Regions from separate parts of the Homo sapiens genome. Here region 2 is linked to region 1. Evidence: read pairs that join two places in POLR2A ChIA-PET (ENCODE). Cell type or tissue: MCF 10A. All regions are shown on one strand.

Region 1 (5,000 bases):
GCAAGAGAATGGTGTGAACCCGCGAGGCAGAGCTTGCAGTGAGCTGAGATCACGCCACTGCACTCCAGCCTGGGCGACAGAGCAAGACTCCATCTCAGAAAAAGAATATATATATATATATATATGTACACACACACACACACAAACACCCTGATAAGACATTTACTTCTAGATATACATCCAAATTAAATGCACACACATGTTCACCAAAACACACATAGAAGAATGCTGACACCCATATGAACTGTAATAACCTAAATGTCCATCACCAGTAAAATAAATTGGTATATTTTAAAAGATAATTCAACAATAAAAATGAACATACATGCAATATAAATTTCGGCATTTAAAAAAAACAACCAGGCATGAAAGAATGCATAGTATGTGATTCCATCTGCATGGTGAAAACAGACAAAACCAAATTGTAGTGTTTAGGGATATAAGATTAGGTGATAAAACTTTGTTTAAAAAAAGCAGGAGAATGATCAGCATTAAAGGATGAATTGTGTTTATTTTTAAAGGAGAAGAGATGGAATAGTTAGTGGCCTGAGGACTCATAAGGTAGGCTTCTGGGGAGTTGACAATGTTCTGTTTCTTGGTTTGAGTGATGGTTAAACGAATATTTGCTTTGATAAATCACTGAGCCACATGTTATCACTTTGTGTACGTTTCTTTATGAATGTTATTTTTCAAATTTTAACAGAAGGTTAAAAATCCTATTTTATACAAGATACATCAGAGGGCATAGTTATATCTTTTATTTTAGAATACACAGACACAAGTGATTAAAAATTTCAATTAAAAAACAGCAAATGAAGAAAAATGTCAATACAAGAAAAAATTTTAATACAAGGAAGATCTACCATTTACTAAGTCCTTAATATTCCCATTGTGATAAATGAGAAAAGTAATGCTTATAAAAGTAATGAAAACAAAATTACATACTATGCAACAGAGGTACAATTCAAACCTAGGATTATATCATTATAAAAATCAGCATTCTTTAACACTACTATAGATCCCAACATCATAAAAACCAAATTGCATATGCTATTAATCCTACAGTGTGTCCTTTATCATTTTTTTTTAAGTTTTGAGCTTTTCAGGTTTCCTTCTCCCCACCCCCTGCTTAGTGCTAATGGAATTCTAGCAGCCCTCCTAACCTTTTAACCTAGGTTAAAACTCTCAGAAATAGGGAAAAAAAGAAAAAAAAAGTTCCTTGCTCCCTGTAACTGCAGAAAAACAGCGTTCTGCATCAAACCTAGTTCTGACAAAGTGCAAAGTGGCATCATGAAAACTTAATTTCCTATTCTCCTATCTAGTAAAGAGATATCAAAAAATATGTAATCCTACCCTAGTTTCTGATATTAAACAGTCTTTGCTAGTATATTTGTAAAAAGCAGTCTTAGGACACTGAACATTCAGAAATTGCTATTGTGTTCCCCTATACGTTACTTAAGCCCTACAAGCTTATACCTTTGACTAAAGCATATTTTGTGTGAAGTTCTTTTTATTAATCCTCATTTGCACTTCTTTCTACTCCATAATAAAATAAACCCCTTGTCTCTATTGGATTCTTTATAAATTAATAAAAGGTGTTATGTATGAAATGACAAACTCTGGCAAAGAGCTGAGGGCTGAGGAAGGATACTGTAAGCTAAAACCAAGTGTAACTCAACAAAAGTGAGATTAACTTCCATTTGGGTCTCAGTGGAGAAACTTGTATGCCTCCATGTTCTATTTCTCTAAGCTGTGTTAAATGTTAGTAAGCTGCATTCGCAAAGTAAGAAAACTACATAAAAAGCTGCATTTGCAAAGTAAGAAAACTACATAAAGATCTTTGTTGTTTTCTTGTGGGTGCAGCTGTTATTAAAGAACGGATCCATATAATAGGTGGAATAATATTTGTGCAAACTGAGAAATCTCCTAAAACTCAGAGCTAGTTAAGAACTGCTGAAGTTCTAGTTAAGAATCTGCTAAAGTTTTTGAGATTGAAACAAATGTATGGGCTTGACGTTATTATCAGATTTGAACCTTAATCTGATAAGGTAAGAATTTCCTTTCTTTGTTGATAATTCAAATCCAGAGAAGAGTGAGTTTTCCTGAGATGAAATTTCAGGATTCTAGATTCAGGTTCTGAAAAAAAAAACTCACCAGCCAGGCGCAGTGGCTCACACCTGTAATCCCAGCACTCTGGGAGGCTGAGGTGGGGGCATCGCAAGGTCAAGAGATTGAGACCATCCTGGCCAACATGGTGAAACCCCATCTCTACTAAAAATACAAAAATTAGCTGGGCATGGTGGTGCGTGCCTGTAGTCCCAGCTACTCGGGAAGCTAAGGCAGGAGAATCGCTTGAATCTGGGAGGCGGAGGCTGAGGTGAGCAGGGATCATACCACTGCACTCCAGCCTGGTGACAGAGCGAGACTCCAGCTCAAAAAAAAAACGAAAAAATAACACTCACCATCTGACAAAGTTACCTTGCCTCAGTAAGAGTGAGGAAATCAGCCAGGTGCAATGGCACACACCTGTAATCCCAGCACTTTAGGAGGCCAAGGCGGGCGGATCATTTGAGCCCAGGAGTTCAAGACCAGCCTGGGGAACATGGTGAAACACTACCTCTACCAGAAACACAAAAATTAGCCAGTCTCAAAATAAATATATAGCTTTTTCTTTAAGTGAGGAGGAAATCATACTAGAAAATAAACAGAATGGGATCATTTCCTGAGTCCCAGGAAATGCTATAAACATGTTCTCTTCTGAATGTGTGATTTAGTATAATAGAGAAAAAGAAGTATTCAGTAACGTTAGTCCGTATCTTTCCTGCCACAAAAGTGATTTATGAGTTATTTTCTTTTCTTTACAAACGGCTGCCCTAAAATCTAATACTATTTTTTTCATTGTTAAATATAGTTCTACTCATTCCTGTGAAATTCAGAGATTCCCAAATAGAGACCTCACCCTATTGAAGCCAAAACACCATGGCTAAACAAGCTGCCCACTTCGCAAGAAAAGGAATAGACATACAAAAATGATCAGGGTTTATACAATGACCCACTAGAGGAAATTACTATGAAATAAATAAAGCACAGCTTCTGTAGCAAGCTTGATTACAAAAAGAACTCTAAGCTCTTAATGTACACTAAAATATTAACCATATAAAAGAAATTAGCTTGCAGAGAGCCAATCTACAATATTTTTTATAAGGAAAAGATGCCTATTAAAGAGTTACTCCATTGAGTTATTATTCTCAGAAAATTAACAAACAGATTATATAGTATTATAGTATTACGGTGTTCAAAAAATATATTAATTTAAATAGTATAATTTTGCTTTAACGGCCTCAGTTGAGTTGCAAGATAAAGAAAACTATGCAGATTGACAACAGCCCACCAATTAGCAGTCATAAAAGGGCTGAAGAGAAAGATAAAACAGAATCTAAGCCTAAACCTTTGTATTTAGTAAAGGATAACTTCACAGGTTGGGCAACAGCGTAACCCCATCTCTACAAAAACAATTTTTAATTTAGCCAGGCGTGGTGACATGCACCTTTAGTCCCAGGTACTTGGGAGGCTGACATGGGAGGGAGGTTTGCTTGAGCCTGGGAGATCAAGGCTGCAGTCAGCTGCTACTACCGCACAGCAGAACTCTCTCTCAAAAACAAAAACAAAACAAAGGCCGGGTGCGGTGGCTCAAGCCTGCAAGCCTGTAATCCCAGCACTTTGGGAGGCCGAGGTGGGCGGATCACAGGAGGTCAGGAGTTCGAGACCAGCCTGGACAACATGGCGAAACCCCGGGTCTACTAAAAATACAAAAATTAGCTGGGTGTGGTAGCGTGCACTAGTTATCCCAGCTACTAGGGAGGCTGAGGCAGGACAACTGCTTGAACCCAGGAGGTGGATGCTGCAGTGAGCCAAGATGGTGCCACTGCACTCTAGCCTGGGTGACGGAGTGAGACTCTGTCTCAAAAAAACGGATAAAGTAAGGAAGAAAAAACCCTGTAAACGATAACTTTTAAAGATATAGTAATAAAGTCTTTAACAAGCTTTCCATACTAGACTGTTAAACAAGAATTAGTACAAATAAATTCAAGAAACAGTTTAATCCAGGTTTATGTAATATTCCTGATTAAGTAAACCCTTTGATAATTTGGTGTTTCAAAATTATATGCCCTCTCCAAAATTACCACAGTGTGAAATAAAAATGTTATCCCAGCATTCCAGTTAACTAAATTGAGATACTTTCTCTCAGAGAATGCCAAAGTACATAAAACTTTCTATCAAACAAATAAGTTCAATCAGAATAACAGGATCACTTAGGTATTTAGTAACAACCGAAGTTAGTAAAAGCCACCAGTTACTACACACTTTATATGTCAAGTGTTACATTATGAGTTTAAAATCTTTCTCATTTTAAACCTCAAAACAATCCTCTAAAGTAGATGGATATCATCATCATTCCCATTTTGCAAATTAAAAAAATTAAGGCTCAGATCACGCAAAGTGGCTCACGCCTGTAATCCCAGCACTTTAGGAGGCTGAGGCAGGAGGATCACCTGAGGTTAGGAGTTTGAGACCAGCCTAGCCAACATGGTGAAACCCAATCTCTATTAAAAATACAAAAATTAACCAGGCATGGTGGCATACGCCTGTAGTCCCAACTACTCGGGAGGCTGAGGCAGGAGAATCACTTAAATCTGGGAGACGGAGGTTGCAGTGAGCCAAGATCATGCCACTGCACTCCAGCCTGGGCAACAGAGCCAGACTCCGTCTAAAAAAAAAAAAAAAAAGGCAACATTATTAACCTACATGCTACACTACTACTATATGTAATAATTTCAACCTATCAGAATGGGTGGAATTTTTTAACTAAAAATGACCTTGATAGTAATCATTTATTACCAATTTTAGTAATGTCAGTGCTGTTTCCAATGTACCGCATCACTGCAAAGCACACAGCATTGGAAACAATGCAACAAAATATTTGGTTGAGTCACTTTTCA
Region 2 (5,000 bases), 120 kb after region 1:
TGGTGCTATCTCCGCTCACTGCAACCTCCACCTCCCGAGTTCAAGCGATTCTCCTGCCTCAGCCTCCCAGAGTAGCTGGGATTACAGGTGCCCGTCACCACGCCCAGCTGATTTTTTTTTTTTTTTAGGTAAAGACAAGGTTTCACTATGTTGGCCAGGCTGTTCTCCAACTCCTGACCTCAGGCAACCCACCTGCCTCAGCCTCCCAAAGTGCTGGGATTACAGGCATGAGCCACCACGCCCAACCCCAAATCTGCAAGTTTTAAAGCACCAACATGGCACTAAAAGGAAATGCTCAGGTTGGGTGAGATAGCTCACGCCTGTAATCCCAACACAAGGCGGGCGGCTCACCTGAGGTTTGGAGTTTGAGACCAGCCTGACCAACATGAAGAAACCCTGTCTCTACTAAAACTACAAAATTAGCCAGGCATGGTGCCGCATGACTGTAATCCCAACTACACAGGAGGATGAGGCAGGAGAATCACTTCAACCCAGGAGGCAGAGGTTGCAGTGAGTCGAGATCATGCCGTCGCACTCCAGCCTGGGCAACAAGAGCGAAACTCTGTCTCAAAAAAAAGGAAAAAAAAAGGAAATGCTCATTGGGCTATTTCAGTTTTGGAATGCTTAACTCGTGAGCATAATGCAAATATTCCAAAATCTGAAAAAGCCCAAAGTCTGGAACACTTCTCATCCCAAGCATTTCCAGCAAGAGGCAGTCAACCTGCACCACAGAAAATGGTTTAAGGCTTTTGATACACTATTAAAAATGTAAATTACAAATAGGAAAAAGGCAAGTTCAATCTAGTTTCGAATCAATTTCAGTTTAAACATTTATTTATTCCATAAGCTAAAAAAATGTAAATTTGGTACATTTCTACATCAATGCTATATATAATTGAAATGTTTATTACAAGTATCAGTCCATGAAAACATCAAAATTGGCTGGATGTGGTGGCTCAAGCCTGTAATCCTAGCGCTGTGGGAGGCCGAGGTGGGTGGATCACTTGAGGCCAGGAGTTTGAGACCAGCCAGGCCAACATGGTGAAACCTGTCTATTAAAATACAAAAAAATAGCCAGGCATGGTGGTGCACACCTGTAGTACCAGCTACTCTGGAGGCTGAGGCACAAGAATCGCTTCAACCCGGAAGGCAGAGGTTGCAGTGAGCCAAGATTGTACTACTGCAATCCAAGCAGCCTGGGCGACAATGTGAGACTATCTCAAAACAAAACAAAAAAACACACAAAATCGATCTTTTGAAAGATGGTCAATAAAATAGTGATCTGCTCTCTTTACTTACACAAGGGTATACAGGATATTGTTACTACTGTTCTCTCAATGAAATATTAATAAGAACAATGCCACATGGAAGACAAACAGCTAACAATAATTCTAAAGCAGGAGTTAAGTTAGGGTTCCCACAGATAATCTATAATTTAACCTGCTTTGATAATGTTAAGAGAAATGGATCTATATGCACATCCGCCATTCTTAAATGGATGTTTATGGCCTCAAACACACTGGACAAAAAATCTAAAAGATTAAAATTTTATTAAAATTGACAGGAGCATCACTCATGATAGCCAAAAGGTGAAAGCAGGTCGAGCACAGTAGCTCTTGACTGTAATCTAAACACTTTGGGAGGCTGAGGCAGAGGATCGCTTGAGCCCAGGAGTTCAGGACCAGCCTAGGCAACATAGCGAGACCCCATCTCTACAAAAAATAGAAACAGTGAGCCAGGTATGATTCATGCGCACGTAGTCCCAGTTATGCAGGAGACTGACGCAGGAGGATTGCTAGAGCCCCGGAAGTTGAGGCTAGAGTTAAGCCATGATCCCGCCACTGCACTCCAGCTTGGGCGACAGCGTGAGACCTTATCTCAAAAAAAAAAAAAAAAAAAAAAGTTACATGGATGTAAGCTAGGGATCAAACACTGTTAGGTATCAAGTATAGGCCTTTCATGGAGGCCTGTAATCAAAATACTTGGAATGGGGCAAATTGTTACATTAACCAGAAATGGAAATACTATTCCTATCAATCATATACAATGTGCCTGAAAATACTGCTTTCTTTTCTTTATTTTTTAGACAGAGTTTCGTTCTTGTTGCCCAGGCTGGAATGCAATGGCGCAATCTCGGCTCACTGCAACCTCCACCTCCCAGGTTTAAGCAATTCTCCGGCCTCAGCCTTCAGAGTAGCAGGGATTACAGGAATGCGCCACCACGCCCAGCTAATTTTTTTGTTATTTTTAGTAGAGATGGGGTTTCACCATGTTGGTCAGGCTGATCTCGAACTCCCAACCTCAGGTGATCTGCCTGCCTCAGCCTCCCAAAGTCCTGGGATTACAGGCAAGAGCCACTGTGCCCAGCCTATCTTTTCAGATATTATCACTCTGTTGCCCAGGCTGGAGTGCAGTGGTGCAATCAATCAGGGCTCGACCTCCTGCCTGGACTCAAATGATTCTCCCGCCTCAGCCTCCTGAGTGGCTGAAACTACAGGGGCACTCGACCATACACTGCTAGTTTTCTGTATTTTTAGTAGAGAGAAGTCTAACTATCTTGTCCTGGCTGATCTCAAATTTCTGGGCTCAAGAGAGCCTCCCAAACTGCTGGGATTGCAGGCCTCAATCACTGTGCCTGGCCTGCCTTGTTTTTTTTAGAAATGAAAAACATAATTTATAGCTTACAGATATTTCTTTTTCTTTTCTTTTTTTTCTTTTTGAGACGGAGCCTTGCTCTGTCGCCCAGGCTGGAATGCAGTGGCATGATCACAGCTCACTGCAGCCTCCACCTCCCTGGTCCAAGCAACTCCCCTGCTGCAACCTACCGAGTAGCTGGGATTCTGGGATTACAGGCACACGCCACCATGCCCGGCTAATTTTTTTTGTATTTTTAGTAGAGACGGGGTTTCACCATGTTGGCCAGACTGGTCTCGAACTCCTGACCTCAGACAATTGCCTGCCTAGGCCTCCCAAAGTGCTGGGATTACAGGCGTGAGACATCGCACCAGGCATTAAGTATATTTCTTACATTATCCTACCATGGTTTAAATACTGACAAAAAACGATTTGGAATGCCTGTCAACTCTCTGAGATTAGACTGATAATTTTTGCTCCCATCTCTAACATTGTATTCTGTGGGATTTCTCATGAATTTGTTTTAGATGCAAGGACTTAAGTCTAATATTTACATTTTCTTTTCAAAATCATAAATGAAACAATCACCTCTGAGTAACACTATCAACTTATTAGAAACTTACATTATCATCTAGTTCTGAAAACTTCCCAAGGAAATTAGGAAATAGGGTTTCTGCTCTGAATTCCATAGTCAACGAACTATGAAAAGACTAAACACCACACATACAGGGAAAAGCAGCAGAAATGTTAAATTCCAAGAGCTTTTGCAAAATTGAGGTGTTTTCTCACAACAGGAAGGGAAAGTGAGTTTGAACTGGGCTTTGACTAGCTGGATTAAACTACACGTTCAAGAGATAAGTGAACAATGGCAATTCTCTATATTAGCAAGAAATAATCAGGAATTGACATTAAAGATGTTCATTCTCTCCAAATGCATCCACAGATCCAAGGCAATCTCAATAAAAATTTCAGGACAGCTTTTGTTGAAATTTGCCAGATTTCACTCTAAAATTTTTATGGAACAGCAAAAAACCAACAATAGCCAAACCTTTTAGAAACAAAGTTGGGGAGCTGGGTGCGGTAGCTCACACATAATCCCAGCACTTTGGGAGGCTGAGACTGGCGGATCACTTGAGGTCTGGAGTTCCAGACCAGCCTGGCCAACATGGGGCAACCCCATCTCTACTAAAAATACAAAAATTAGCCGGGTGTGGTGGTGTGCACCTGTAATCTGGCAGGTGGAGTTTGCAGTGAGCCAAGATCGCGCCACTGTACTCTGGCCAGGAGACAGAGCATGACTCTGTCTCAAATAAATATATAAACCTTGACCCTTACCTCACCTCATATACAAAAATTGAGTAAAATGAATCACATGATGCTTTTTTCAGACAGGGTCTTTGTCGCCCAGGCTGGAGTGCAGTGGCATGATCTCGGCTCACTGCAACCTCCACCTCCCGAACTCAACTCAAGCATTCCTCCCACCTCAGCTTCCTGGCAGTCGGGATTACAGGTGCATGCCACCACGCCTGGCTAATTTGTTTGTATTGTTTCCGCCTGCCTTGGCCTCCCAGTGCTGGGATTACAATTGTGAGCTACTGTGCCCAGCCAAATCACAGATCTTAATGCAAAAGCTAAAACTATAAAGGTTCTATAAGAAAACGTACAGAATATCTTTTTTTTTTTTTTTTTTTTGAGAGAGAGTCTTGCTCTGTCACCCAGGCTGGAGGGCAGTGGTGTGATCTAGGCTTACTGCAGTCTCTGCCTCCCCAGTTCAAGCAATTCACCAACACACCCAGCTAATTTTTGTATCTTTAGTAGACATGCGGTTTCACCCTGTTGACCAGGCTCGTCTCGAACTGCTGACCTCAAGAGATCTGCCTGCCTCGGCCTCCCAAATTGCTGGAATTACAGGCGTGAGCCACTGTGCCCAGCCAAAAACTTACAGAAAATCTTAAGTGACCTTTGCATGACAAAGATTTCTTGAATACAACACAAAAAACATCAACTATATAAAGAAAAAAAAATCAACACTGATTTTAATCAAAATCTGAAATTTTTGCTCTGCAAAAGACACCATTACAAAAATTAAACAGGAAGCCACAGACAAAACACTTGCAAAATATACAGTTAACAAAATACTCCTGACTAGAATACAAAGAGCCCTTAGATCTCAATAAGGGAATAGCCCAATAAAAACTGGGCAAAATTGGCGGGGCATGGTGGGCTTACACGCCTGTAATCCTAGCGCTTTGGGAGGCTGAGGCAGGTGGATCACGAGGTCAGGAGATAGAGACCAGCGTGGCTAACATGGTGAAACCCCATCTCTACTACTAAAAATACGAAAAAGTAGCAGGGCGTGGTGGTGC

Evidence for each region. ChIA-PET counts read pairs that join two places held together with the same protein. Peaks named below come from ENCODE experiments on the same cell type or tissue, not always from the same donor. Only the 100,000 strongest peaks of a DNase experiment are listed, where the experiment ranks them.
Region 2: POLR2A ChIA-PET joins it to region 1 with 5 read pairs; 6 of 35 experiments call an interaction of 5 or more read pairs at or near these places.

Annotation. Positions count from the first base shown.
Region 1 is chr2:61,388,660-61,393,659 of GRCh38, forward strand. All of the region lies in intron 5 of USP34 (ubiquitin specific peptidase 34), which reads right to left. Among named protein-coding and RNA genes, the nearest start is that of SNORA70B, 26 kb to the right of the region's middle. In MCF 10A, no CTCF peak of the experiment used is centred here; no DNase peak of the experiment used is centred here.
Region 2 is chr2:61,509,058-61,514,057 of GRCh38, forward strand. The region is part of intron 4 of XPO1 (exportin 1); the gene reads right to left. Among named protein-coding and RNA genes, the nearest start is that of XPO1, 27 kb to the right of the region's middle. In MCF 10A, no CTCF peak of the experiment used is centred here; DNase peaks (open chromatin) are centred at 1,804 and 2,184.